Regions from separate parts of the Homo sapiens genome. Here region 1 is linked to region 2. The links are chromatin loops, found by intact Hi-C in ENCODE. Cell type or tissue: dorsolateral prefrontal cortex. All regions are shown on one strand. Each heading gives the region's core, and the rest is flanking DNA. Links, peaks and the distances in the headings are about the cores only. Region 1 has its middle 49 kb from the start of SRRM1. Region 2 overlaps CLIC4 (chloride intracellular channel 4).

Region 1 (15,370 bases), core at 6,056-11,055, 140 kb after region 2:
TGGCACCTGCTTCCCAGCTGGGGTGTGATTACATCAATGAATGTGGGCAGGTGCATTCAGTAGAGGCTCAAAATGGCAGTTCCCTTACTCCTCGGTGCCCCACCTTGGCCCACCACAGTTTCCAGGCCCTTAAAAGCCTGTGACTTCAGGGACCATCTTCTCCAGCTTTTTTTTTTTTTTTTTTTCAGTAGTGCAACTTCCTCAGATAAAAATCTTGTGTGGTCTGGGCATGGTGGCTCATGCCTCTAATCCCAGCACTTTGGGAGGCCAAGGCGGGCAGATTACTTGAGGTCAGGAGTTCGAGACCTGTCTGCCCAACATGGTGAAACCCTGTCTCCACTAAAAATACAAAAATTAGCTGGGTGCGGTGGCACACGCCTGTGATTCCAGCTACTTGGGAGGCTGAGGCAGGAGAATTGCTTGAACCCAGGAGGCAGAAGTTGCAGTGAGCCGAGATCGTGCCACTGCACTCCAGCTTGGATGACAAAGTGAGACTCCATCTCAAAAAAAAACAAAAGATCTTATGTGAACAGATGTTCATAGCAGCTGCATTTGCGATAGCCAAAAACTGGAAACAACCCAAACTCCCACCCACAGGTCAATGGAGAAACCATCTGTGGTATATCCTAGCAACAGAATACCATTCAGCATTAAAAAGGAATGAACTATTGATACATGGGCCAAGGGAGGTGAATCTCAAATTAATAATGCTGAGTGAAGGAAGCTGGGCAAAAAAGAGTGCATGCTGTGATTCCATTTCCATAATATTCTAGAAAATATAAACTGATATAGAGTGACAGAGCCACATCGTGGTTCCTGGGCAATGGAAGGTAGAAAGGAATTAAAAAGGGGCACAAGGAGACTTTTTTTTTTTTTTGAGATGGACTCTCGCTCTAATGCCCAGGCTGGAGTGCAATGGCGCGATCTCAGCTCACTGCAACCTCCGCCTCCTAGGTTCAAGTGATTCTCCTGCCTCAGCCGCCCGAGTAGCTGGGATTACAGGTGCCCTCCATCATGCCCAGCTAATTTTTGTATTTTTAGTAGAGACAGGGTTTCACCATGTTGGTCAGGCTGGTCTCAAACTCCTTACCTTAGGCAATCTACCTGCCTTGGCCTCCCAAAGTGCTGGGATTACAGGTGCGAGCCACTGCGCCTGGCCAACTTTTTTTTTTTTTTCCAGCTCTGTCACCCTGGCTGGAGTGCAGTGGCGCAATTATGGCTCGCTGTAGCCTTGACCTCTTGGGCTCAGGTGATCCTCCCACCTCAGTCTCCCAGGTAACTGGAACTACAGGTGTGCACTCGCACCACCACGCCGAGCTAATTTTTGTATTTTTTTGTAGAGATGAGGTTTTGCCATGTTGCCCAGGCTGGTCTCAAACTCCTATTCTCAAACGATCCTCCTGTCTCAGCCTCTCAAAGTGCTGGGATTACAGGCATGAGCTGTGGTGCCAGGACATGAAGAAACTTTTGAGGGTGAAGGATGTGCTCACCATCTTCATTGTGTTGATGGTTTCACTGGTGTGTCTATGTGTCAAAACTTATCAAATTAACCAGGCACCGTGGCTCATGCCTGTAATCCCAGCACTTTGGGAGGCTGAGGAGGGCAGAATACTTGAGGTCAGGAGTTTGAGACCAGCCTGGCCAACATGGTGAAACCCTGTCTCTACTAAAATACAAAGAAATTTTGGGAGGCTGAGGTGGGCGGATCAGGAGGTCAGGAGATTGAGACCATCCTGGCTAACATGGTGAAACCCCATCTCCACTAAAAATACAAAAAATTAGCCAGGAATGGTGGCAGGCGCCTATAGTCCCAGCTACTCAGGAGGCTGAAGCAAGAGAATCACTTGAACCCGGTGAGAGGTGAAGGCAGCTGGGTTTCTGGATCAGGTGGGGACTTGGAGAACTTTTCTGTCTAGCTACAGGATTGTAAACACACCAATCAGCGCTCTGTGTCTAGCTAAAGGTTTGTAAACACACCAATCAGCACTCTGTAAAAACACACCAATCAGAGCTCTGTGTCTGGCCAACGGTTTGTAAACGCACCAATCAGCACTCTGTAAAAACACACCAATCAGCACTCTGTAAAAATGGACCAATCAGCACTCTGTAAAATGGACCAATCAGTGCTCTGTAAAATGGACCAATCATCAGGACATGGGCGAGGCCAAGTAATGGAATAAAAGCTGGCCACCTGAGCTCCCAGCGGTAACCTGTTTGGGTTTCTCTCCTTGCTGTAGAAGATTTGTTTTTTTGCTCTTTGCAATAAATCTTGCTGCTGCTTAGTCTTTGGATCCAGTCTACCTTTAAAAGCTGTAACACTCACTGTGAGGGTCTGTAGCTTCGCTCCTGAAGTCAGCGGGATCATGAACCCACTGGAAGGAACAAACGCCTCTGGAAACACCACCTTTAAGAGCTGTAACACTCACTGCAAAGGTCTGCGGCTTCACTTCTGAAGTCAGCAAGACCACGAACCCACTGGCAGGAAGAAACTCCAGACACATCTGAACATCTGAAGGAGCAAACTCTGGACACACCATCTTTAAGAATTGTAACACTCACTGCAAGGGTCCGCGGCTTCATTCTTGGAAGTCAGCAGAGCAAGAACCCACCGGAAAGAACCAATTCCGGATACCAGGAGGCGGAGGTTGCAGTGAGCTGAGATTGTGCCACTGCACTCCAGCCGGGCGACAGAGCGAAACTCCGTCTCTAAAACAAAAACAAACAAAAAAACAAATAAATTAGCCAGGTATGGTGGCGGATGCCTGTAATCCCAGCTGCTCCGGAGGCTGAGGCTGGAGAATCACTTGAACCCAGGAGGCAGAGGCTGCAGTGAGCAGAGATTGCGCCACTGAACTCTAGCCTGGGCAACAGAGTGTGACTCTGTCTTTAAAAAAAAAAAAAAAAAGTATATTTTACATGCTCAATGTGTCAGTTTATTTTATGTCAATATGTCAGTTTATTGTATGTCAATTTTACCTCTGTGAAGCTGCGAAGTCACTATTGTGGAATCCCAGTGTGTAAAAGCTAAAAGCTAAGAATGGAGCAGCTCTGGATGGTGGGGTGAGGGCTGGAGTACCAGTCCCCATCTGCCCCTGAGGATTATCCACTTCACGCCTGGCCTCCACCTGGCACATTTTGAAAAACCACAGATGCTTTTGACAGAGCCTTGCCTAAAGTCCTGCAGACTGAGTTGAGCAGAACCAGGAGCAGAAACTGGGGTTCCTCCCTGTGTGGCCAGAACGCTGCAACAGGCACTGGTGATGGAGGCCATGTTCATCAAGGGCCTCAAGGATGGCCCAACAGCACAGCTGCTAACCAGCCCTGAGGGTCTACTCTGTGCTAAGCCCTAGTTCTTGGGGAGGGGTAAGGAGACCCCAGTTGCTTGTCCTCAGGGAGCTCTCCATCTACTTGGGAACAAGAAAGAACTGGAATTCAGGAAGCACCAGAAACAGAAAATGACACAGATGACTTGAGTGTCATCTGGGTGTCACACTTGAGTGTCCTGGGCTGGGGAGCTGTTGACCACACCCAGAGAGGGCAGCACATGTGGCATGAGCCTTTTCTCCAGCAGCCCAGGAAGAAGGCACAAGGAACAACACTTTGTGGCAGGGGTAGCAAGTGGTACGCCAGATCCACACTATGTAAATGCCCTCGAGGGAATGTCCCTTATTCCACAGTAGGGATGCTGATACCCAGCGAGGAGAAGGGACAAAACCAGAACAAGAGCCGGCGCCTCCTGACTCCAGTTCCAGTCACTTGCCAAAGCTGCCCCTTGGGAGGGTTTGGCATTTGTGCATCGCAGTGCTGGAGTCTGGTGTTCCCCTTGGTAGGACAGGCTATGGGGACTGAGTCCTGGACCATGAGGCCAGGGCAGGGCCATGACACAGGCTGAGGGGGAGGCATGCAACCTACCCATCCAGGCCTCTCCCCAGCTGTTGCTGGGTCAGGTGCTGACAGACTTTCTCCCTGCTGAGCCCTCTGGCATGCTTGGAGCTCAGTGGTGATAATCCAGAACTTCTCTTCCCTTGGAGGGCTCTTGCATGGAGGCAGAGTTCTAGATAAGGACCTAGAGCTTTGCCCTTTCTTCCGGCCCACCCTCCTCCTTTCCTGGGGACTTAATGAAGAACACCAGGGACGGAAGTAGTCACTCTTGGGCAGGGACACTTGGCCGCCCTAATCAGCCTGCCTACTTCCTGCCCTGGCTCCTGCTCTGAGATTAAGAAAAACAACAACCTCTTAAATTTAGACAACTTCTTTGCCATACATGGGGGATGCTCACATACATGCCCTTATTAAAAATGTTTTTACCCAATCCTCACAATTTGGATGACAAATTATGATCCCCATTTTACAGATAAGGAAACTGAGGCTGAGCAAGATGAAAGATTTACCCTGGCCTTAGAATTAGTAAGTGTTCAGAGTTTGTTCGTGAACCTAAGTCTTTGTTTTTGTTTTGTTTTGCTTTGTTTTGAGACGGAATCTCGCTCTTGTTGCTTAGGCTGGAGTTCAATGGCAATGGTGTGATCTTGGCTCACTGCAACCTCTGCCTCCCGAGTTCAAGCGATTCTCCTGCCTCAGCCTCCCAAGTAGCTGGGATTACAGGCGCCCGCCACTGCGCCTGCCACCGCAACTGACAAATTTTGGTATTCTTAGTAGAGACGAGGTTTCGCAAGGTTGGCCAGGCTGGTCTCAAACTCCTGACCTCAGGTGATCCATTCGCCTCGACCTCTTGATGTGCTGGGATTACAGGCGTGAGCCACCGCATCTGCGCAAGTCTTTGGTTTTGTACTTTTTTATTCTTTATTTTTTAAAGGTCCTCTACCATTTCCAAGACATAGTCTTTCTCTGTTTCCCAGGCTGGAGTGCAGTGGCACGATCACGGCTCACTGCAACCTTGATCTCTTGGGCTCAAGCCATCCTCCCACCTCAGCCTCCTAAAATGCTGGGATTACAGGTGCATGCCACCATGCCTGGCCCCTCAAGTCTTCGGACTCCTAGCTTTCCCCTCCCTACTCCTATCCTTGAGCTCCTGTGAATGCCTAGAGGGAGTGTTATGTGATCGAAAACAGATGAGTGCTGAGATGTTCAAGCTGAATTTGAATCCCAGTTACATGGCTTACTTTTGCTGGACTAGTTACTCCACCCCTCTGGGCTTCAGTTTCCTTATCTGTAAAAGGAGATAATTATAGTAACCACCCATCAGGTTTGATGTGAGAATGACACAAAGCAGCCACATGTGAAGTACTTGGCACATAATAAGCAGAAAGCACTTAGTGAACCACAGCTGCTGTTTAATCACGGGTCCTGCTGGTGAGGCCACGTCTGTCCCGCAGCTCTCTGCACGTACCCTGTCTTGCTGCTGAGCCTCTGTTGCCTCCAGTGCCTTGCCCCGTGTCCTTGCTGGCTGCTGGGAGGATCAGATGAGATGGTGAAGGGCAAAGGGCATGAAGTATGCAGCTTTTTCTCTGCCGGGGTATGAATGACCACGCAAGACCCGGTGTGTTGGAAGTGAGGCTGCTCCTAAAATTTCATCATCTTCTCTGGACAGAAGTGAACTAAGAAAACCCCAAAGCATCCTCAGATATGTTAATACAACCTTCTGCATTCAAAAAGGAGGAAACTGTGGCCCAGAGAGGAGCAGGGACTTCCTCAAGGTCACACAGCAAGGCTGAGTGGAAGCTGGCCCAGAGCTCTTCCCACCTGGCCACATGATTCCTCTGTCTTCCTTCCCCCGAAGGGACTGACCCAGAGAGACCTGGAAATTGTTGCCCAATGTTTAAGGGCAATTACAGGATGGAAAAGCCATGTCTTAGCAGGAGTGGCCAGTGGAAGGATGAGTACCATGGTCAGGAGTCCATAGAACAATGTGGTTTTCCTGTACCCAGCATCACTGGTGGCCATGGGACAGTAGTGTGTACCCACTATGTTGCCCAGGCTTGTAGTATAAAGGACCAAGGCTGAGCATGGTGGCTCACACCTGTAATCCAGCACTTTGGAAGGCCAAGGTGGGCAGACCACCTGAGTTCAGGAGTTCGAGACCAGCCTGGCCAACATGGTGGAACCCCGTCTCTACTAAAAATACAAAAATTAGGCCGGGCTTGGTGGCTCACACCTGTAATCACAGCACTTTGGGAGGCCGAGTGGGCAGATCACGAGGTCAGGAGATTGAGACCATCCTGGCTTACACGGTTAAACCCCGTCTCTACTAAAAATACAAAAAATTAGCCAGGAGTGGCGGTGGGCACCTGTAGTCCCAGCTACTCGGAGGCTGAGGCAGGAGAATGGCGTGAACCCAGGAGGGGGAGCTTGCAGTGAGCCGAGATCGCACCACTGCACTCCAGCCTGGGCAACAGAGTGAGATTCCATCTCAAAAACAAAAACAAACAAAAAAAAAAAACAAAAAAAAAGGACCAAGGCCAAATGTGGTGGCTTACGCCTATAATGCCAGCACTTGGGGAGACTGAGGCAGGAGGATTGCTTGAGCCCAAGAATTCGAGACCAGCCTGGGCAACATGGCGAAAACCCATCTATATTAAAAATACAAAAAAATTAGCCAGATATGGTGGTGTGAGACTGTAGTCCCAACTACTTGAGACGCTGAAGTGAGAGAATCATCTGAGCCTGGGAGGTTGAGGCTGCAAGTGAGCCATGATAGCTCCACTGCACTCCAGCCTGGGTGACAAAGTGAGACCCCTTTTCAAAAAAAAAGAAAAAAAATAGGACCAAAGACTGAGAAGGTGAGAAGGGTCCACCCTTCCTCCCCTAGAGTCTGGGCCCAGCTCCCACCACTGCCCATAAAAGGAGCATAGTCAGACAAGGCAGATCTGGAGGATAAGATGAGGAAGATAAAAATCATTCTTTGAATGGTATGACTTAGAAAACCTAGGTCAAACTGGCTTCACCATAAGGGGAATTAACTGGATTCGAGGTGAGTCCTCAGGTGAGGGCTTCCTCCAGCAGCTCGAGTGGCGTCACTACGGTGTGGTTTAAAATCAGTCCATGCGTTCTTTGGCACTTCCTTTAAAAGGAATCCTAGTTATGCTTCCCTTGGCTGTGGGCTGGACATAGTGACTTGCTTCTAATGAATAGAAAAAAAGCAAAGATGATAGTGTGCAGGTTGTAGAAGGCACTGTGGCTTCCTTCTCTCTATCACACACACAATCATCATCATCATCATCGTCATCGTCATCGTCATCATCGCTCTGGGGAAAGCTAGCTGCTATGGAGAGCCCGCTTGGTGAGGCACTGAGACCTCCTGCCAATTGCCACATGAGTGCACCATCTTCAAAGTGGATCCTCCAGCCCCATCTTGGAAGTGGATGACTGCACCCCTAGCCAACATCTTAACTATAAACACATTAGAGACCCTGAGCCAGAACCACTAATTGGGATCTCTTCCAATTTCCAATCCTCAACTCTGGCGACTCTGGGAGATAATAAATGTTTTTTGTTATTGTTGTTTTTTTTTGTTTTCAAGACAGAGTCTTGCTCTGTCACCCAGGCTGGAGTGCAGTAGCCCGATCTTGGCTCCTTGTAACCTCTGCCTCCCGGGTTCTAGCAATTCTCCTGCCTCAGCCTCCCGAGTAGCTGGAATTACAGGCGCCTGCCACCACGCTCGGCTAATTTTTGTATTCTTAGTAGAGACGGGGTTTCACCATGTTGGCCAGGCTGGTCTTGAACTCTTAACCTCGTGATCCACCTGCCTCGGCCTCCCAAAGTGCTGGGATTACAGGCATGAACCACTGCGCCTGGCCCAATAAATGTTTTAAACTGCTAAATTGGGGGTGATTTGTTACACAGCAATAAGTAACTAATAACACCACAGACTAGGTTCTATTTCTTCTTTCATTGTTTTCTTTTTTTCTTATTTTGGAGACAGGGTCTCCTTCTGTTGCCCAGGCTGGAGTGCAGTGGTGCAATCACGGCTCATTGCAGCCTCTATTCAAGCGATTCTCCTGGGCTAAAGTGATCCACCCATCTCAGACTCCCAAGTAACTGGGACCAAGTAACTGGCTAATAAAAAAAGATTTTTTTTTTTTAGTAGAGAAGAGGTCTCACAATGTTGCCCAGGCTTGTCTTGAACACAAGCTGAAACGATCCTCCCGCCTTGTCCTCCCAAAGTGCTGGGATTGCAGGTGTGAACCACTGTGCCTGGCCTAGGTTCTTTTTCTTCTTGAAGTCTCTGGGCTCTGCCTTCCTCTGTATGTTGACTTCATTCTCAACAGAAATTTTTGGGAATAAGAGCTACTGCATCTCTAGCTCTCACATCCCCTTAACACACTGTCCAGGGAAAGAGAGTACCTCTTCCAGTACTCCTGTAGAAATGAAAAGCAGCTTCTCTCCCTCAAAAAGCTCCACTGACTTCTCTTGGCAAATCCTTGGCTCTGACTGAGGTAGTGTTCATTTCTGTGACTAGAGAGATTGGATGCATATGGCTTCTCCTCCAGGGTCATCAGAGCCCACCCTGGAAGAGTGCTACCAACCCCACCCACTAGCATAGAATTCCAGTAGAGCCCAATATGGCTCTGATGGTGGGAGAGACAGGGAACATATGCTGGGAAGCCATGTAATAGCCATGACATCGGGGTAGTACGTGGAAGGCTCAGAACAGAAAATTCCCCACAGGCCCCAGAACATCCTCTAGAGCAGCAGTCCCCAACCTTTTTGACACCAGGGACCAGTTTTGTGGAAGACAATTTTTCCACAGGCAGCAGGAGCATGGTTTCAGGATGAAATCTTCCCACCTCAGATCATCAGTCATTAGATTCTCATAAGGAGCACAAAACCTAGATCTCTCAAATGCACACTTCACAGTAGGGTTCGTGCTCCTATGAGGATCTTTTTTTTTTTTGACTGGAAGTCTAGCTCTGTCACCCAGGCTGGAGTGCAGTGGCTCGATCTTGGCCCACTGCAACCTCCGCCTCCCGGGCTTAAGCGATTCTTCTGCCTCAGCCTCCTGAGTAGCTGAGACTACAGGTGCGTGCCACCACACCCGGCTCACAGTGAGCCAAGATTGTGTCACTGCACTCCAGCCTGGATGACAGAGTGAGACTTCATCTCAAAAAAAAAAAAAAAAAAAGGCCAGGCACGTGGTGGCTCACACCTGTAATCCCAGCACTTTGGGAGGCTGAGGCGGGTGGATCATGAGGTTAGGAGTTCGAGACCAGTCTGGTCAACATGGTGAAACCCTGTCTCTACTAATAAGGCTTAGAGGTGAAGGGGTGGGTTCTGGAGTCAGACAGACAAGATCTAAATCCTGGTTCTATTGCTCACCAGCTATGTGACTTTCTTTTTTTTTGAGACAGATTCTGCCTCCCAGGCTCAGGAGATCTTCCTGCCTCAGCTCCCAGAGTAGCTGGGACTACAGGTGCGTGCCATCACGCCTGGCTAATTTTTTTGTAGAGATGGGGTTTCTCCATGTTACCAAGGCTGGCCTCAAACTCCTGGGCTCAAGCAATATGCCTGCCTTGGCCTTCTAAAGTGCTAGGATTACAGGCGTGAGCCACCGCGCCCAGCCTATGTGACCTTTGTGTGCCTTGGTTCCTTCATCTATAAAATGGGAGAAGAATGCCCAGGAACACAGGTGGAAGAATTAATGAGATGCAGTAAGGGCTCAGTGCTGGAATTACAGGTGGGAGCCACCGCACCCAGCCTGTGTGAAAATTTTAAGAATTAGAATCAGGCCGGGCACCGTGGCTCATGCCTGTAATCCCAGCACTTTGGGAGGCCAAGGCAGGTGGATCGCTTGAGCCCAGGAGTTCAAGACCAGCCTGGGCCACATGAAAAACCCAGTCTCTACAAAAAAATTTTTTTAATTAGCCAGGCATGGTGGCATGCGTCTGTAGTCCCAGCTACTTGGGAGGCTAAGGTGGGAGGATTGCCTGAGCCCAGGAGGTCGAGGCTGCAGTGAGTTGTGATCATGCCATGTACTCCAAGCCTGGGCAACAGTATGAGACCCTGTCTAAAAAAAAAAAAAAAAAAATCAGAATCACTTTGCTCTAAAACAGATCTTTCAGATAATAAGAGCAGAGCTATGGCAGCCAGGTGTGGTGGCTCACACCTGTAATCCCAGCACTTTGGGAGGCCAAGGCCAGCGGATCATCTGAGGTCGGGAGTTGGAGACCAGCCTGAGCAACATGGAGAAACCCCATCTGTACTAAAAATACAAAAATTAGCTGGGCATGGTGGCACATGCCTGTAATCCCAGCTATTCAGGAGGCTAAGGCAGGAGAATAACTTGAACCTGGGAGGTGGAGGTTGCGGTGAGCCAATATCACACCACTGCACTCTAGCTTGGGCAACAAGAGCGAAACTCCACGTCAAAAAAAAAAAGAAAAAAAGAGTAGAGCTATCTGTAGCTATTAAAGAAGAGAAAAAATAAGAGGAAAACAATATTTGCTGAGGATTTATTATGTACCAGGCATGGCACTAAACCTGTTTAGAGGTCCTGTCTCATTTAATCCTCACAGCCTTATGAGGTAAATACTATTATTAACCCTGTTTCACAGGTAATGAAACAGATGCACAGAACAACTGAGTGTGTTCATTGACTGTCATTCATTCACTCAATGCCTCGCCTGTGCCAGGCCTTGGGGACTCCCCAGTACACAAAGTAGACAAAGGCCCAAGTCGCCTGCTGTTGAAGGACTAGAAAGTGGGTTCCCTAGGACCCTCGGGGGAGCGTCTTCAGAGCCCAAGTGCATGACCACGATGGAACGGGATCCTCATGAAGTAGTGAGTTTCCTGCCACTGAAGGTATGCAAGTGAGAGCTGGGGACTTGCTGGGAAGGAATTCCCGCTTGGGATGGGCTGGAGCCAGTGGACGGCAGGAGCCCTGTAGCTGTTCTTCAAGTTCTGCAATCCTACAGGGAACCTCTGAGCACTGAATCAAAGCCTCCCACTTGCAGGATAAAAGGTGGGGAGGAGGAAAAAGGAAAGGGGAAGAAAGCATGGAGAAGCCGGAGGGGCAGGACTGACCTCAGGGCATCAGCTCCACAGCAGGCACCCAGGCCCGGGTGCCACCTAGTGGAAGGCTCAGAAAACGAAGAGAAGGCCAGAGAGAGGGACAGAGACGAAGAAATTGAGAGTGACGGATGAGTGTGTCCCTGAGCTAACTCAGGAGCCCTACCTCAGTGTCCCAGACCCTTCTGAATAATGACACTGGATATAGTGAAATTTAAGACTTTTTTCCCCTGTATTTTGACCTCTCTAAAGTCAGATACGTCTTACAATGAATGCGGTGGTGGTTTAATAGGTGGTGGTGCATCCTACAATTGCACGTATGTAAGATTTGATGGAACACTGAAAACTGTCATTGATGGAGCCCTTGTGACATGCCAGGCATGAGCTAAGCCCTCTACCTGTATGATGTTATTGAATCCATGCCCATTTAACAGAAGAGGAAACAGAGGAGGCTGAGGGAGGTGAAGTCATGTGCCCAGGTCTCACAGTAAGTATGTCTGTGGCTGAGAAGCTGGCTGCAGGACTGCTGACCACTGCTACACTGCACAGCTCCCCTCTCTGTGTCACCAGTCACCTTGTTTTATCACTGCCTGAGTGTCCCCTGGCTCCCACCCTCGACCCCTGCCCACATGCCATGATCTCCGCTGGGACAGGGCCTGTGTTTCATTTGTCTAATTTAATGCTCACAAAAACCCTGTGAAGGTGGGTACCATCACTACCATTTGACCTACAGAGGTTAAAGTTTAAATAAATAGAAGCATCTGGCTGGGTGTGATGGCTCATGCCTGTAATTCCAGCACTTTGGGAGACCGAGGCGGGCAGATCACTTGAGGCCAGGAGTTCCAGACCAACCTGGCCAACATGGCAAAACCCTGTCTCTACTAAAAATACAAAAATTAGGCTGGGCATGCTGGCTCACGCCTGTAATCCTAGCACTTTGGGAGGCCGAGGCGGGTAGATCACCTGAGGTCAGGAGTTCGAGACCAACCTGGTCAACATGGTGAAACCCTGTCTCTACTAAAAAATACAAAAAAAATTAGTTGGGCATGGCACGCTCCTGTAATCCCAGCTACTCGGGAGGCTGAGGCTAGAGAATCACTTGAACCCGGGAGGTGGAGGTTGCAGTGAGCCGAGATTGCACCACTGCACTCCAGCCTGGGCGACAGAGCAAGACTCCGTCTCAAAAAAAAAAAAAAAAAGTATGCTATAATTCTAGTTCATATTATGCCCAGTGAAAAAAAGAATATTAAATATTATGTGTATCTGGTATGATCCTGATATTTGTAGCTATGAATGTACTTATAGAGAAAAAACCTGACTCATTTTATATATTAGAGGAGAGGAGCTCAGGGTGGGTTCGGTGTAGCCAGGTAGGACATTTGACCTAGGACAGGTGTCTTTGATTATATTAGGATGGTGGGATTGCCAATAATTTTTTCTCTAGATTTTTATGTTTTCCAAATTCTCTAAAAATGAGCATGTCTTTTTAAAATTAGAAAATATCCTATAAGGCCAGGCGCGGTGGCTCACGCCTGTAATTCCAGCACTTTGGGAGGCCAAGGAGAGCAGATCACTTGAGGCCAGGAATACCAGACCAACCTGGCCAACATGGCAAAACCCTGTCTCTACTAAAAACACAAAAATTAGGCTGGGCACAGTGGCTCATGCCTGTAATCCTGGCACCTTGGGAGGCCGAGGCGGGTGGATCACCTGAGGTCAGGAGTTTGAGACCAGCCTGGTCAACATGGTAAAACCCCGTCTCTACTAAAAAAATACAAAAAAAATTAGCCGGGCATGGTGGCACATGCGTGTAATCCCAGCTACTGGAGAGGCTGAGGCTGGAGAATCAGTTGAACCTGGGAGGTGGAGGTTGCAGTGAGCCAAGATCATGCCACTGCACACGCCAGCCTGGGCAACAGAGCGAGACTTTGTCTGAAAGAAAAAAAAAAGGCATCTAAAATTATTTTTAAATGACTGGGTAAGAAATTTACAACGGGGAGGACTGTGGCTGTGTTTTGATGTTGGCATAGGGGTGACTTTTATTTATTTTCCAATTTTCCTGGCCATAGAAAACACTTTTAAAATGTATGCTATAGCCGGGCACAGTGGCTCACACCTGTAATACCAGCACTTTGGGAGGTCAAGGCGGGTGGATCACCTGACGCTGGGAGTTCGAGACCAGCCTGACCAACATGGAGAAACCCTGTCTTACTAAAAATACAAAATTAGCCGGGCGTGGTTGGCACATGGCTGTAATCCCAGCTGCTCGGGAGGCTGAGGCAGGAGAATCACTTGAACCCGGGAGGCGGAGGTTGCGTTGAGCTGAGATCACACCATTGCACTCCAGCCTGGGCGACAAGAGCAAAACTCTGTCTCAAAAAAAAAAGAAAAAAAGAAAAAAAAGAAAAGAAAATATCATATTAAATGCATTTATAAGTCCAACAAAGATTTGGACAAGAAAGGACATACCAGGCTAGGTGCAGTGGCCCACCCTGTGATCCCAGCACTTTGGGAGGCCAAGGTGGGAGGACTGCTTGAGCTTAGGAGTTTGAGACCAGCTTGGGCAACGTGGCCAAACCCCACTTCTACCAGAAATACAAAAATTAGCTGGGCCTGCTGGCATCCGCCTATAGTCCCAGCTACTCAGGAGGCTGAGGTGGGAGGATGACTTGAGCCCAGGAGGCGGAGGGTGCAGTGAGCTGAGATCACGCTATTGCACTCCAGCCTGGGCGACAGAGCAAGACTCTGCCCCCACCGGCCCCCGCCCTGGCCACCCCCCACCAAAAGAAAAAGGACATTCCAGGCAGAAACAGCAAGAAGCAAGAAAAGCAAAAGAAAGAAAGTGGGAAATCCCAGGGTATGAGCCTTGAACCAGCCATGAGCACCTGGCGGATGCTCGGCAAATCCCTACTGCCTGGGTGGGTCCGACCGGGCTGAGACCAGTTAGGCTTTGGCACCTCCCTCTGGTTGGCTACAGAAGCCAAGCCCCCACGTTTAAAATGCCAGAAGCCCCGGGCCTGGTTGTGCACTGAGGAGGGTCTTGGTGAAGAAACACATGCTGAACTTCATAAGGACCGTTGTTTCACACCCTTTTCCCAGGTGCGGCTTTTCACTCCATGTTACCAGGGTCCACTGGAACCACTTCTCCTCCTACTTCAGACGCCCTGGCTGACCTCACCTGGTCTTTGTTTCCTTCACTACAACAGAAGTTGGGCAATTTTACGAGCACCCTGGCTGAGGCAGTGTGATAGAGTGGGAAAGTGCCGGGGCCATGAGTTTGCTATGGTGTGTGGGAGTGTGGGGACCTTGGGCTAGTTAGTTCGGGGCTTTAGACTATTTTTTTTTTTTTTTGAGATGGAGTCTCGCTCTGTCACCCAGGCTGGAGTGCAATGGTGCGATCTTGGTTCACTGCAACCTCCACCTCCTGGGTTCAAGCAATTCTCCTGCCTCAGCCTCTCAAGTAGCTGGGATTACAGGCGCCCACCACCACGCCCAGCTAATTTTTTGTATTTTTAGTAGAGACGGGGTTTCACTATGTTGGTCAGGATGGTCTCGATCTCCTGACCTCGTGATCCGCCCGCCTCGGCCTCCCAAAGTGCTGGGATTACAGGTGTGAGCCACCGCGCCTGGCCCAGATCAGTGGTTTTCACTTTTTTTTTTTTTTTTGGCTAGGTCCTACTAGTGGCTCTATTTTACAGAGAAAGTTTGAACTATAACTTCCTCCTAAGGACTCTGCAGGCCAGTTTAAAAACTGGCAGCCTAGATATCTATAAAGTAGATAGTTTTGATTTTGTTAATTATAAATCGCATTAGAATACTTTTTTTTTTTTGAGACGGAGCCTCACCGTGTTACCCAGGCTGGCATACAGTGGTACAATCTCGTCTCACTGCAAACTTCACCTCCCGGGTTCAAGCAATTCTCCTGCCTCTGCCTCCTGAGTAGCTGAGATTACAGGCGCTTGCCACCACACCTGGCTAATTTTTGTGTTTTTAGTAGAGACAGGGTTTCACCATGTTGGTCAGGCTGGTCTTGAACTCCTGACCTCATGATCTGCCCACCTCAGCCTCCCAAAGTGCTAGGATTACAGGCGTGAGCCACTGTGCCTGGTCTAGAATATTTTTTATTTTATTTTTATTTTTATTTTTTTTGAGACAGAGTCTTGCTCTGTTGCCCAGGCTGGAGTGCAGTGGCGCGATCTCGGCTCACTGCAAGCTCCGCCTCCTGGGTGTCAAGTAATTCTCATGCCACAGCCTCCCAAGTAGCTGGGACTACGGTGTGTACCACCGCGCCTGGCTAATTTTTGTATATATATATATTTTTGGTAGAGATGGGTTTTCACCATGATGGCCAGGCTGGTCTCAAACTCCTGGCCTCAAGTGAACCACCTGCCTCAGCCTCCCAAAGTCC
Region 2 (15,370 bases), core at 3,425-8,424:
AGGATTTATCCATTTTTTTTATTTGTTAGACTTTGCAAAGAACCAGCTTTTAGCTTCCTTGTTCAATGTCATGTTTGTTTTCTACTTCCTTATATTCTGCTCTTTAGTATTTCTAAACTTTTACTTCACCAATATTTAGCTCTCTTCTTTTCTAATATAGGCTTTTGGAACTAAAAAATTCCCTCTAAGCACAGTTTTAGCCATATCTCACAAATGTAGACATTCTGTATTTTCATCACTTTATTCTTTTTCAATCTGTGGATTATTTAGAAATATACTAATTAATTTTCAAACATGTAGAAACTTTCTAGCTGTAGCTTTTGTTTTTTTCATTTTTGAGACAAGGTTTCACTCCTATCACCCAGGCTGGGGTGCAATGGCACGATCTCGGCTCACTGCAACCTCGAACTCCTGGGCTCATGCGATCCTCCCACCTCAGCCTCCTGAGTAGCTGGGACTATAGGCACATGCCACTGCACCTGTCAAATTTTTGTATTTTTTGTAGACAGAGGGTTTAGCTATGTTGCCAAAGTTGGTCTTGAACTACTGAGCTCAAGTGATCTGCCCACCTCAGCCTCCCTAAGTGCTGGGATTACAGGCATGAGCCACTGTGCCCCGTTCTAGCTGTACTTTTGTTATTGATATCTATCATATTTTCTTTGATTGAGAAACATTCCTCGTTTTCAATTTTTTTGGAAAAATTTTTAGCTTTGTTTTATGGCCCAGCTTTACCATCAATTTTGTTCCATGTGCATTTGAAAAACAAAAGTATATTCTGAAGTACAGTGAGATATGTATATACATATATGAGATTAAATTTGTTCACTGTATTGTTCAATTTTATCTTCTCATTTTTTTCCTTTTGCGGTTGATTCTAACAGTTACTAAGGGGGTAAGTTAAGATCCCCCACTATGACTGTGGATTGATCTGTCTCTTTTAGTTCTGTCAGTTTGGCTTATATTTTCAGGTTAGTTATTTGGTAAGATAAGTTTAGAATTATTTTATCTTCCTGATTAACCTTTTTAAATCAGTCTGGAACACGCTTCATTATCTCATAATGCTTCTTTCCTTAAAGTCTACTTCATCCAATGTCAGTGTGGCTTTGTCAACTTTCTTTAGGTTAGTATTTATACTATTTCATTTTTAGCTCTCCTGGATCCACATTTCATGTATGTATTTGTGTGTTTCATAGATAGACAGATAGATACAGTCTTGTACATAAGCAACATTGTTTTTAATCCAGTTGGTAAACTTTGTTTTTTCATTTGGAATATTTAAATAATGTATATTCAATGTCATTACTAAAAACTCTGGTTCAAATCTGCTATATACTTCTTATTTGTCCACCTGTTCTGTGTTCTTTTCTTCTCTCCTACCTTCCTATGGATTACATTTTTAAAAATTATTCCTCTATTTCCACCTCTATTAGCTTAATATACATCCTTTTCTAGTCTTTGTTTCCTTGACTCATTAAAGTTTAATTATAACTGTTGCCACTTCCAGGATAATGCAAAGACCTTAGAACCCCATTAACCTCCTTTCTGTCCTATATGCTATTATTGTTATGTATTTAATTCTACATTTTTAAAATTTATTTATTTATTTATTTATAGACAGATTCTCACACTCTGTCGCCCAGGCTGGAGTGCAGTGGTGCAATCTCAGCTCGCTGCAACCTCCGCCTCCCAGTTTCAAGTGACTCTCCTGCCTCAGCCTCCCGAGTAGCTGGGATTATAGGCGTGAGCAACCACGCCTGGCTGATTTTTGTATTTTTAGTAGAGATGGGGTTATGCCATGTTGGTCAGGCTGGTCTCGAACTCCTGGCTTCAAGCGATCCACCTGCCTTGGCCTCCCCAAGTGCTGGGATTACAGGCGTGAGCCACCGCACCTGACCCGGTAATATTTTTTACTTAGGAAAATATCAAACAAATTAGAATGTGTTACCTACCTAAGTGATAAGTGGCAAGGTCAAAGATCTACCCATTTTATTATTAAAGGATCATGCTAGCCATAGCCAATGATCAAGTTAGCTTATTTCTTAGATGAAACATAACCAGCAGAGGGCACTGGAACCCAGTAAAATAAAGTTGAGACATTAGCAGAGCTCAACTACAGAAGTGACAAGAGAAACAAGCCACTTAAAAATAAAAAATCAATATAAAACGTTACTGCTCGCCCTCTCCCGTCTCCCTCTCCCTCTCCCGTCTCCCTCTCCCGTCTCCCTCTCCCTCTCCCGTCTCCCTCTCCCTCTCCCTCTCCCGTCTCCCTCTCCCGTCTCCCTCTCCCTCTCCCGTCTCCCTCTCCCGTCTCCCTCTCCCTCTCCCGTCTCCCTCTCCCTCTCCCGTCTCCCTCTCCCTCTCCCGTCTCCCTCTCCCTCTCATGCCGAGCCAAAGCTGGACGGTACTGCTGCCATCTCGGCTCACTGCAACCTCCCTGCCTGATTCTCCTGCCTCAGCCTGCCGAGTGCCTGCGATTGCAGGCGCGCGCCGCCACGCCTGACTGGTTTTCGTTTTTTTTTGGTGGAGATGGGGTTTCGCTGTGTTGGCCGGGCTGGTCTCCAGCTCCTAACCGCGAGTGATCCGCCAGCCTCGGCCTCCCGAGGTGCCGGGATTGCAGATGGAGTCTCGTTCACTCAGTGCTCAATGGTGCCCAGGCTGGAGTGCAGTGGCGTGATCTCGGCTCGCTACAACCACCTCCCAGCCGCCTGCCTTGGCCTCCCAAAGAGCCGAGATTGCAGCCTCTGCCCGGCCGCCACCCCGTCTGGGAAGTGAGGAGCGTCTCTGCTTGGCCACCCATCGTCTGGGATGTGAGGAGCCCCTCTGCCTGGCTGCCCAGTGTGGAAAGTGAGGAGCGTCTCTGCCCGGCCGCCATCCCATCTAGGAAGCGAGAAGCGCCTCTTCCCCGCCGCCATCCCATCTAGGAAGTGAGGAGCGTCTCTGCCCGGCCGCCCATCGTCTGAGATGTGGGGAGCACCTCTGCCCCACCGCCCTGTCTGGGATGTGAGGAGCGCCTCTGCTGGGCCGCAACCCTGTCTGGGAGGTGAGGAGTGTCTCTGCCCGGCCGCTCCGTCTGAGAAGTGAGGAAACCCTCTGCCTGGCAACCGCCCCGTCTGAGAAGTGAGGAGCCCCTCCGTCTGGCAACCACCCCGTCTGGGAAGTGAGGAGCGTCTCCGCCCGGCAGCCACCCCGTCCGGGAGGGAGGTGGGGGGGGTCAGCCCCCTGCCCGGCCAGCCGCCCCGTCCGGGAGGTGAGGGGCTCCTCTGCCCGGCCGCCCCTACTGGGAAGTGAGGAGCCCCTCTGCCCGGCCAGCCGCCCCGTCCGGGAGGGAGGCGGGGGGGGGGGGGGGGGGTCGGCCAGCCGCCCCGGCCGGGAGGTGAGGGGCTCCTCTGCCCGGCCGCCCCTACTGGGAAGTGAGGAGCCCCTCTGCCCGGCCAGTCGCCCCGTCCAGGAGGGAGGTGGGGGGGTCAACCCCCCGCCCGGCCAGCCGCCCAGTCCGGGAGGGAGGTGGGGGGTCAGCCCCCCGCCTGGCCAGCCGCCCCGTCCGGGAGGTGAGGGGCGCCTCTGCCCGGCCGCCCCTACTGGGAAGTGAGGAGCCCCTCTGCCCGGCCAGCCGCCCCGCCCAGGAGGGAGGTGGGGGGGTCAGCCCCCCGCCTGGCCAGCCGCCCCATCCGGGAGGGAGGTGGGGGGGTCAGCCCCCCGCCCGGCCAGCCGCCCCGTCCGGGAGGGGGGAGGGGGGGTCAGCCCCCTGCCCGGCCAGCCGCCCCGTCCGGGAGGGAGGTGGGGGGGTCAGCCCCCTGCCCGGCCAGCCGCCCCGTCCGGGAGGGAGGTGGGGGGATCAGCCCCCTGCCTGGCCAGCCGCCCCGTCCGGGAGGTGAGGGGCGCCTCTGCCCGGCCGCCCCTACTGGGAAGTGAGGACCCCTCTGCCCAGCCAGCCGCCCCGTCCGGGAGGGAGGTGGGGGGGGTCAGCCCCCCGCCCGGCCAGCCGCCCCGTCCGGGAGGGAGGTGGGGGGATCAGCCCCCTGCCTGGCCAGCCGCCCCGTCCGGGAGGTGAGGGGCGCCTCTGCCCGGCCGCCCCTACTGGGAAGTGAGGACCCCTCTGCCCGGCCAGCCGCCCCGTCCGGGAGGGAGGTGGGGGGAACAGCCCCCCGCCCGGCCAGCCGCCCTATCCAGGAGGTGAGGGGCGCCTCTGCCCGGCCGCCCCTACTGGGAAGTGAGGAGCCCCTCTGCCTGGCCAGCCGCCCCGTCCGGGAGGGCGGTGGGGGGGTCAGCCCCCCGCCCGGCCAGCCGCCCCATCTGGGAGGTGAGGGGCACTTCTGCCGGGCCGCCCCTACTGGGAAGTGAGGAGCCCCTCTGCCCGGCCACGACCCCGTCTGGGAGGTGTGCCCAGCGGCTCATTGGGGATGGGCCATGATGACAATGGCGGTTTTGTGGAATAGAAAGGCGGGAAGGGTGGGGAAAAAATTGAGAAATCGGATGGTTGCTGGGTCTGTGTGGATAGAAGTAGACATGGGAGACTTTTCATTTTGTTCTGTACTAAGAAAAATTCTTCTGCCTTGGGATCCTGTTGATCTGTGACCTTATCCCCAACCCTGTGCTCTCTGAGACATGTGCTGTGTCCACTCAGGGTTAAATGGATTAAGGGCGGTGCAAGATGTGCTTTGTTAAACAGATGCTTGAAGGCAGCATGCTCGTTAAGAGTCATCACCACTCCCTAATCTTAAGTACCCAGGGACACAAACACTGCGGAAGGCAGCAGGGTCCTCTGCCTAGGAAAACCAGAGACCTTTGTTCACTTGTTTATCTGCTGACCTTCCCTCCACTATTGTCCTATGACCCTGCCAAATCCCCCTCTGCGAGAAACACCCAAGAATGATCAATAAAAATAAAAAATAAAAAAAATAAAAAATAAAAAAATAAAAAATAAAACGTTACTGCTCAAAAGAAAAAAAAAATAAAAAATAAAAAAAATAAAAAATCAAAAACATAAAATAATAAACATAAATTTTTATTAATTATATTCAGGCCAGCAATAATGCATATAGTTAGCTGAAATGTAAAGTTTATAAATTAACAGGAGAATACAATGTGAGAAACAGCTAGGTCAGTAAGAATTCCAGGAAACGATGAAACACTTTCTATGGGTATATTTAAGAGGAAAAAAGAGAAAAGGAGAGAGCAGAATCTCAAGGTTGTAAAACAAGAGTTAATATGCTTCTTATTAAAGGCAGTGAATGCATGGCCGGGCATGGTGCTTCACACCTGTCATCTCAGTACTTTGGCAAGCCAAGGCAGGTAGATCACCTGAGGTCAGCAGTTCAAGACCAGCCTGGCCAACATGATGAGACCTCGTATCTACTAAAAATACAAAACTTAGCCAGGCATGGTGGTGCACGCCTGTAGTCCCAGCTACGCAGGAGGCTGAGGTAGGAGAATCACTTGAACCCGGGAGGTGGAGGTTGCAGTGAGCCGAGATCGTGCCACTGCACTCCAGCCTGGGTGACAGAGCAAGACTCTTAAACAAAACAAACAAAAAACCAAAAAAATAAAAGTAGTGAATGCAGAACAAGAACATATTAGAGTACAAGGACTTGTTCTTTGATCAGATTACAATGAATGGAATCAGTCTGTGGGGAAGATAATGTTGCCTGAATTCAAACATTGAATTATTGTCTCAAATGCTATTTGAGTGTTTTGACAAGTTTTTGAGCAAATGTTTAACCTTAGACCTGCTCTAAATTAATGTTTTTCCTGAATTATATATATAAAAATCAAATATCCTAAATTTACAAGGTTTATAACATAGTATTCGTCAGTGCAAGACACAGTGGTTCACGCCTGTAATCTCAGCACTTTGGGAGGCCAAGCTGGGTGGATTGCTTGAGTCCAGGAGGTCAAGACCAGCCTGGGCAATGTGGTGAGACCTTGTCTCATTTAAATAAATTTTTTTCAAAAGAAAATTAAGAGTCTAGCATAACATTACAATGACTGTTTTCTCTATAATTTTGTACTTAGCAAAGCACTTCTGATGAAGTCGAATTGCTATACCTGACTACGGTGTTAGTAATTTTTCATAGTTAAGAATGTCATAACAAGGGTATATTAATGAAAACAAAGAATGATGAATTAGTTTGATACAATTATATGTATCAACATAAGGTATGGCCAATAAAACAAACACAAACAGAAATATCAAAAAGTACTAAACAGCATCATTCAATAAACACAATACAGTTTTCAAGACCAATCATCACAAAGGAGTATGTAAATATAAAGAAAATGTCAAAATTAACCACTAGAAGGCAGTAGCAAGCCATCACAAAGTAGCTCCCTGTCTTATAGCTAATAAGTAGCACTATTATTCTCCAATACCCCGATGTAGTAATGCTGGTATCCCTAAGAAGCTATTTCATAAAGCTCTCAAAAAATTTTTAAGTGCAACAGAGCAACAAAATCAGTTTAAAAGTAATTATGAAAGTCAAAACACCCTTTCTTGTCTAAGAGAACACAGCAAAATTACAAAGATTAACACACACCAGGGTCCTAAGTGTAGGGTAATGAATACTTTCATGTTTGTGGGAATATAAACTGGTATAGACTTTTGGAGAACAATTTAGCAAAATAGAGCAAAATTTAAAATGCACAAACTTTTTGAACTATTTGGAATCTAGCTCAAGGACATTCACCAGCAGCATTGTTTATTATAGTGAAGAAAAAAAAAAAACTTGAGACAATCTAGATGTCTATCAACATGGAAATGGTTAAATGAAAATCCATATTATAAAATACAAAGCAGAATTTCTAAAAATTGAGGTAGATCTATATTTTGATATAGAAGCATTTCTACCATATAAGTGAAAAGTATAACTGCATAATGTATGCACATAATACGTACTTACAGAAATGTTTGCAAAATTACATAGAAAAAAGAACACTAAATTGTTGAAGAGGTCATGTAATGTGATTAAAGAGGGGCAATTAAGTTTTATTAAATTTATTTCTATACTATTTTAACTTTTTCAACAATCATGTATTCTCTGTTATTTGTATGATTTGAATGAGTAAAATTCAAGGCAGAAAACATTAAATGTAATAAGAGCACTTCGGTTATTGAAAAACAAGATAATTTACAATGACTAAAACAAAGACTAAAAATTGTAAGCACTGACATGGATAAAACCATATTTTCAAGCTACCTACCGCAGTCTTAATAAAGGGTAACCTTATACAAACAAGTTTTAAGGCTAAGTTACACATCAGTGGAAAATAGAAAGAGGTAATGGGTATTTAAAGATAATTCAATATACAATGCAGGCTTACTGCTACAATAATGCACAACCATCCTCTGACTTCCAACACTTTTCCAGAGAGAAAGGCAGGAGTAGTGGGGAGAGGAGAAAGGAGAGGATCCTGAATAAAAAGGAACTAATCAGAACCTCTAGATTCCTTGCCTCCATCTAAATATAGGAATTTGGACATCATGAAATATGCCTCAGAGTACATTCAACAATGCTAAGTTCACATCTCTTTTATGAGTATTATAAATATCAATGACTGAGTATTATAAATATCAATGACTAGTCACAGTTGGGACCTTAGCAAATTACATAAATTAATGCCATCACAGAACTTAAAAAAAGTAGGAGATCTGGGGACAGGTCATACTTAATACATCCCCACAAAAGAAATTACCCATGAGCTTCTCTTTGACTGCCTAAATGGTTACATAAACTTTTACTCCCAATCAACTTGAACGTGTTATCAAAAGAATTATATATGTGTTATCTATCTATCATCAGTGTCTCTCCCTTTATTCTTCACATTTTACTTGTTTACTTTGTACCCCAACCTAACCACTAGCCCTTCTATTTCAGTTTCATTAGCCCAAAACTGTAGCATTCAGGCATTGAATCCCTTACTTAGAATTAAGTCCTAAAAGGTCTTAAAATTGTCCAAACATATTGGATTTTGAAAATATTTAATAGGTGGTAAAACTAATCAGACTTGTCTACTCTGATTTACCATGTAAAACGACAAATTCATCTCTGTGTAAATTGTCAGCATCTGGGTGGGGGTTGGGGGAAATAAAAAGGAGAATCACTAATTTCCTAGGACTACTAAAGGCATTTGATTGCACTAAATGGATCTGAGGCCTGCGGCAAACATACATAAGGAGGGCCCATTAAGCTCCAAAGTGATTTGAAATATTGTTTTCTAAAGTGTCATGGCCTCAACAGGTCCCTGTGGAGAGAAGTTGCTTGGCAACTGGAACTTTTATTTACCAGCAGGTAATTTAATATAAAGCCTTCTAGATTATGTACCATGTATTATATTATGTTGTTTGTTCTTATTGGTTACAGCATTCTGAGGACAGGAAGAGTAGGTGGCTACTTAAGATAATAACAAATTGATAGGGAAAAAATAGAATACAAAGTTATACTTAAATGAGTCACTTTCTAACCTTTTTATTCCCGCCCCACCCCCACCCCGCCCCATCCTCATCCCTCAAAGGGGAAGCAAACACATTTTATTCCTTTCTCCTCCCCACTAAGTGTCAGAAGAAATTTAACCACCCTCCAACTCCCAAAAAACCACATGGAAAAATAAAAACATAACTGTAACTAAGATTGTTCAAAGAAGTATGCAGCAGGGGCATCTAAGTATAAAAGGGTAGTTTTATGAAAAGAACAGTTAGCTCGCATGAAGCGCAGAACAGAAAAGACACTGTCTGTGGAAAGGAGGGGCTCCAACATAACCACTTGCTTAATGTATAAATTGCTTAGACAGAAACATTAGTCAGGAAAAAAAAAAGCCAATTACTAAAGAAAATTGCTTCCAAACCATGGCAGCTACTGGAATACATTATTAACAGATACAAGCCAGACCTGAGCACTAACATTTTTCCCTTTTTTCCCTTCACTGTAGAAAAACATTTCATGTAGTTAAGTATTATTCCAAAAATCAAGAGCAAAAGACATTGGAATCCAATACTAAATTTTAAAATTGCAGCATTTTATAATAATAGTACTGAAATAACATAAGGAAATTAGCAAGTATTTCACTTTTTAAAAAGATATTCATTCTTGTTTAACCAGCACTGATATTTTCCCCTTTGGTATTCTTGTTCATTTGCTGACATAAACTTCTTCTCAAAAGAATCCCACTCAAGCTAGGAAACTATCTGGAACTATGATAAATATTTTTAGAAGCTAGCATTTTTGGTTATTGGGTTACTTTCAAATAAACACTAATGTGTGCTACACAGTTTTCCCCAGAGAGAACTCTGCTTAACATCCCGAAGAGAAAAGGAAATTACTAAATGCTGTAGTTAAGACAAGGTTCACTGAATGGAACCTCTTCCAAAGAGACCTCCCTACACTATACATTCATTTGGTGAATAAAATAATAAAAATAGTGTCCTTTAATAAATAAAAGAAAATTGCATCTGTACTACCTAAACAACTCTTACCGCGAAAACATGACTTGAAAATGAAATTCCAGCTTGAAGATGCAGAGAAATTTGGAAGGATAGTATGTCTAATTACCCTCTTAAAGCAACTCCAAACATTGCTCAAGGGTAATTAGCAAAAACAACAACAACAAAAACAAAACAAAGCAAAAAAAAAAAAAAAAAAACCTCAGACTGACTCTAGGCTGCAGGCACTCAACAATAAACATTTAGTTACAGTTTAAATTAAGCTCAACCAATCTATGCTAAACCACCACAACCACACAATCCACTGTTTCTGATGCACCATTAATTCTTTGCCTAGCTCCCTTCACAGTAACTTCTCAAAATAAGATGAAATAAACTTCATTCAAGAAGCATTTTATCACACACTTACTATATACTGTGCTACTAGCTAGAAACATGGAAAAATAGCAACATAGGGACTTATTCCAGTTTATTGTCCAATTTCTGACCAACTCTGAAAGACAGTTTTTATTACTTATGGGAATGGCTGGACTCTAAAGTACTCATTTATAATCACTGTCATAATAACAGCCTGTTGTTGTTTGGGGTTTTTTGTTGCAATGTTAATTCAAGTTTTTGTTTTTTACCTTCATTAGCCTCTGGCCTTGAATTCTTGATATATGCAGAGAATTTGGCAAAGATGTCCATTCCAGCAGTATTTGATTCTGGGTGTTTTGGTGAAAGCTTTAAGTACCTAAATAGAAAAAGTGATATGGATTATAGATCCTTCAAAGATGAATTAGCATAAGTTCTCTCAAACCACCATGCTAGCAGTTACTAGACGTCTTTTAATAGTTATTACTATAAGAAATACCATCATTTGTTTTCTATGGTATTTTTAAAAACTGTTTTTTCCTTACGAGACAAAGCTCTGCACTATGTTTTTGTTCACATATTAATATTCTTGGCAACCACAGGGCATGTGCACTCCACCTCCATCTGATAAATTAGAATGCTGGGGAAACAGTTGACTTGTTCAGAGATTTCTGCCAGGCCAATGGGAGTCTTGGAATGAGATTGCTAGAGCAGTGCTGTCCAAGAGAACTTTCTGTGATGATGGAAATGTTCTCTATCTTCATTGTCCAGTACAGTAGCCACTAGTGCCATGTACCTATTTGAATATGAATTTAAATTAATCACAAACAAAATTAAAAATTCACTTCCTCAGTTGCACTAGTCACATTTCAAGTGCTCAGTAGTCACCAGACAGCACAGCTCACGCGCCTTCTCAAACAGCAGTGCCAACCAGATCCTTAGTATGTCCTGCACTAAACCAGCCAGAGAACCCCAACGGCAGGAAAAGCGCCTAGGCTGGTCAAGCATCATGATCACCCATAGCAGGTTAAGGACAAAAACAAAAGGAGGCGGATCAATCGCTTGAAACCTACACCTGGGATTTCCCAAAACCTCCCTTATATTACACATTCCCTAGAATATTTATGAGGGTAGCACCGAACAACAACAAAATGAGATGTCAGAAAGCACACTGACAAGTGTTCTATTGTGTTGTCAAATTTTTCTACTTTTAGAACAGATGTAATACACCAGCTTTCTAAAACACACACAAAAATGTATATTTCACTGTTTAGATTTAAAACACACATACTCTGTGTATATTTCTTCTTCAAACTGGAAAATATATGAAAAAGCTCAATTATTCATCTTCCCTTTAGGAGGACTCATGTCAGCCCCAGGAGTCAGGGCTAGAAGAATTCAGATTCTTAGCCCCATTTTAGGGAAGATTAATCAGCTTGAAGGTCCTGCAAAACGTCACTAGAAAATGGACTTGGGAGCAATAAGACTTTAGAAAAAACCTTACAGTGTACTAATTATTTCAACTCATTTATTTGAAGACATTGTCTTGCCAGCTTTCTTTAAAAACGAAGGGGAAGTAGTTTTCAAAATTCAGTTCAGTTGCAAGTTGTGTTTCAGCTTTTATATTCATGTATCTTCTGTTTACTATTTTGAATTCAGGAAGAGATATATCTTCTAAATATTGGGCAGAGTACTATATTGGTAAGGAAGATATAAAATATCTATGGAACACCTATATGCTCAAGACATCTTTTTTAATAAGTGTACCTAGTCTCTAGATAGCTCTCATTTTTTAAGCTTAAAGATTTATCTTATAAACACAATTATTTACATAAAGAGTTTTTCTGTAAAAATTACAGTGAGTTTCACCTGAATTTAGATATCTATATCTATCTAGCCATACATTAACCACACATCGCCAACTATAGGGCCCTTTACCCTCTCCATTTTCTTTGTTTCTGCCTGGGCTGAAACAGTTAATCACAGATCCACCATCCCTGGATTTTCCTTGACTATACAAACAAGCCTCCAGTTTAAATGTTTGTACTGCTTGTGATACAGGACCATCATTGACTCATTTCAAACAAAAAATAGCGCAGTGAACATAATGCCTTTTCAATACATCTATGTCTTCCTATAGCCAAGTTTCCCAAATTCTCCTTTTCCGCAACCACTATTTAGCTGTACCTAATTGTACTAATGAAGTAAGCCTCATAGTTCTTAAAATAATTTTCGGGAAGGCAGGCTTGAATTACAGATCATTTATATATTCATCATTCATACATACAGTGTAATTCTTGTAATATGCCCTGTTGTCCCTCTGAGATGTATTACTAATTTTGTACTTTTGTGTGTGTGTGTGTGTGTGTGTGTGTGTGTGTGTGTGTGTGTGACAGGGTCTCCCTCTGTCACCCAGGGTGGAGTGTAGTGGCAGGATCTTGCTCACTGCAGCCTCAACCTCCTGGGCTCAAGCGATCCTCCCACCTCAGCCTCCTGAGTAGCTGGGACTACAGGCATGTGCCACCACACTTGGCTAGCTTTTTGTATTTTTTTGTAGAGACGAGGTTTCCCCATGTTGCCCAGGCTAGTGTTGAACTCCTGGGCTCAAGTGATCCTCCTGCCTCAGCCTCCCAAAGTGCTGGGATTACAGGCCTGAGCCACTGCACCCAGCCTGTACTATTAATTTAATGCACAGAATAGTATAGCTATAAGAGAATGTTCACCTCAGATCTCTCATTTTACCTAAAAGGAAATTATGTTCCAGAAAGCTTACACACTTGGCCCCCAAATCACTCAGCTAATTAAAAGTATTGACAAACGAGACCAAGCACAGTGGCTCATGCCTGTAATCCCAGCACTTTGGGATGCCAAGGTGGGCGGATCAATTGAGGTCAGGAGTTCGAGACTAGCCTGGCCAACATGGCAAAACTCTGTCTCCACTAAAAATACAAAAATCAGCCAGGCATGGTAGCGGGTGCCTGTAATCCCAGCTTCTCAGGAGTCTGAGGCAGGAGAATTGCTTGAGACCAGGAAGCAGAGGTTGCAGTGAGCAGAGATCATGCCACTGCACTCAGCCCGGGTGACAGAGCGAGACTGCGTCTCAAAAAAAAAAAGTATTGACAAACTAAAACTGAAATCTCCTGTCCCCAGGTCTAGTGTTTTTGTTTGTTTGTTTGTTTCTATTACAGATTAGATTATCTCTAAAAGATAAATCAAATTCTAAACCAGTAGGTTCAAAATCAACTTTTTTGCATCTTCCCCAAACATTACATTGTAATTTATGCATTATTATTGGCTTTAGCAAATAGCTTGATCAAGCAATGGTTTTCAATTATTGTGAGAACTCATTTTAACACTTAGCAAAAGGGAGGCAAATAATAAAAGGCTAAGTGTCAATGACAGAATAGACATGAGCACCCAGGGTATTTAGACTTTCAGATAAGTCCTTAATTCTGCTTACATCACAGACTCTTAACATTTTAGACTAGCTAAGAATGTTTCCATGCTTTTAGGAAAGATCTCAGGCATTTTCTCCTTTCTGGTGTAAATATAAAAATGAAGGCTGATTAGCCTTGTAAATTCCTTTTTTGTATGTCTTTTTTTTTTTTTTTTTTGAGACAGAGTTTTGCTCTTATTGTCCAGGCTAGAGTACAGTGGCGCAATCTCCGCTCACTGCAACCTCCGCCTTCCGGTTTCAAGCGATTCTCCTGCCTCAGCCTCCCAAGTCGCTGGGATTACAGGCGCCCGTCACCACGCCCAGCTAATTTTTTGTGTTTTTATTAGAAACAGGGTTTCACCATGTTGGTCAGGCTGGTCTCAAACTGCTGACCTCATGATCCACCCGCCTTGGCCTCCCAAAGTGCTGGGATTACAGGCGTGAGCTACCACACCCGGCCTGTATGTCTCATTTTTAAAAAAGGTTTAATAACATTTTATAGCATGCCCCTCCAAATTTATCTCGCTTCCTTCTATTTTATCCTTTTATCAGTAAGTTAGCTAAGTATATCTAGGCTGTTTCAGTTAAAAATCCAAGTCTCAAAGTTTTTTAGCAAAGTGGTTTCTTCATTCAAGCAAGAACTATAAAACATACACAAAAATACTTTCCCCAGAGAAGAAGAAAAAGTTCACTTTAAAACCTATAGCCACACATACCAGTAAAAGTTATCTGATTTGAGCTTTTCATTAGCCTCTCAATGTTAAGCAACTCTAGAATAGACAATTGCCTGTATTTATATTTGTCATGATTAAATCAGGAAGTGTTCACAAAAAACCACTCAGTTCTCAGTACATCAAATGACAAAAACATGTTATTAGAAATGCTAGATTCCAGTCTACAAGCTTGCACAATTCTTCTCCTTTTTCTCCTTATCCTATTTAGAAACAGTCTTACAAGCAGAGCCTGAAGAAGACTAGCAATAAAGACCTGAGACCTCCTTGTTCTGGAAGGAAAAGGCAGTGAGACAGAATGGTCCCTGGGTGCCCTAGAACAATATAGCACAATAGAGGGAAGGAAAATAAATGCAGCTTGTGATCCCAGAAACTCTTCCTCCTCCCACTCATCCCCTAGAAACAATTCTGCATGATGAAAATTATGCTAATTAATTAGCATTTCACATTCTGGGTCCATAGAGCCCACTAAGAAGGCGACATTCCCACTTCAAACATGCTGTTTCAATGCATACAAATAAATAAAAATTCATCAGAAGAGTTAAGATTCACCTGCTTTTTCAAAGCATTCACTGAATTAAGTAAGGGCAGGCACTGTGGCTCACACCTGTAATCCCAGCACTTTGGGAGGCCAAGGAGGTCGGATCACTTGAAGTCCCAGCCTGGCCAACATGGTGAAACCCCGTCTCTACTAAAAATACAAAAATTAGCCAGGCGTGGTGGTGCACATCTGTAATCCCAGCTACTCAGGAGGCTGAGGCAGGAGAATTGCTTCAACCTGGCAAGTGGAGGTTGCAATGAGCCAAGATGCTGCCACTGCACTCCAGCCTGGGCGACACAGCAAGGCTCTGCCTCAAAAAAAAAAAAAAAAAAAAAAAAAGAATTCACTGAATTAAGTTTAATAACCACCTTTGGTCCCACTTGTTCACAGTCAAGTAAACTATCTTTGATTTCTCTCCTACCTTTCCTCTAAACTTGAGCTAGCTTTCAATTTTGTACTCATTAAAGCACAATCCCAATTAAAGACTTAACATTTTCCCTCTTTTACAAAAGCCAAACCCAATAAAATAAGAAGCAGAAAGCAGAGAACAGATGAAACACAGATTTTTGAAGTCATATTGATGTGGCTTCAAAAGTATCCCTGCTCTGCCACCATTAACTGTGAAACCTTGGACAAATTATTTGGATTACATCTTCAGTTTCTTCACAAAGTCTTTGTGAGGATTAACAGAGATAATCCACAAAATAACCCACAAAGCACAATGCATGGTGCATAATTAGTACTTGAGTGTTATTAATAACAGCAGAGGGATAAGCAGCATCAAAAACAATCCCTGGCCAGGCACGGTGGCTCACGCCTGTAATCCCAGCACTTTGGGAGGCTGAGGTGGGCAGATGGCTTGAGCCCAGGAGTTC

Evidence for each region. Hi-C counts contacts between places; a loop is a spot of excess contacts. Peaks named below come from ENCODE experiments on the same cell type or tissue, not always from the same donor. Only the 100,000 strongest peaks of a DNase experiment are listed, where the experiment ranks them.
Region 1: a loop joins it to region 2, with 8 times the contacts of the local background. A loop is called at or near these places in 107 of 110 quality-filtered maps.

The regions. Positions count from the first base shown.
Region 1 is chr1:24,684,381-24,699,750 of GRCh38, reverse strand. No RefSeq gene overlaps it. Among named protein-coding and RNA genes, the nearest start is that of SRRM1, 49 kb to the right of the region's middle. RefSeq lists a silencer at 4,127-4,246. In dorsolateral prefrontal cortex, for the core only: CTCF peaks have their summits at 10,827 and 11,027 (motif pointing left); a DNase peak (open chromatin) is centred at 11,000; H3K27ac peaks cover 479 bases.
Region 2 is chr1:24,821,806-24,837,175 of GRCh38, reverse strand. It overlaps CLIC4 (chloride intracellular channel 4), which reads right to left. Exons shown (of 6, transcript NM_013943.3): 4 at 10,060-10,166. Among named protein-coding and RNA genes, the nearest start is that of CLIC4, 84 kb to the right of the region's middle. In dorsolateral prefrontal cortex, for the core only: CTCF peaks have their summits at 5,042, 6,109 and 6,308 (motif pointing right); no DNase peak of the experiment used is centred there; H3K4me3 peaks cover 365 bases; H3K27ac peaks cover 2,754 bases.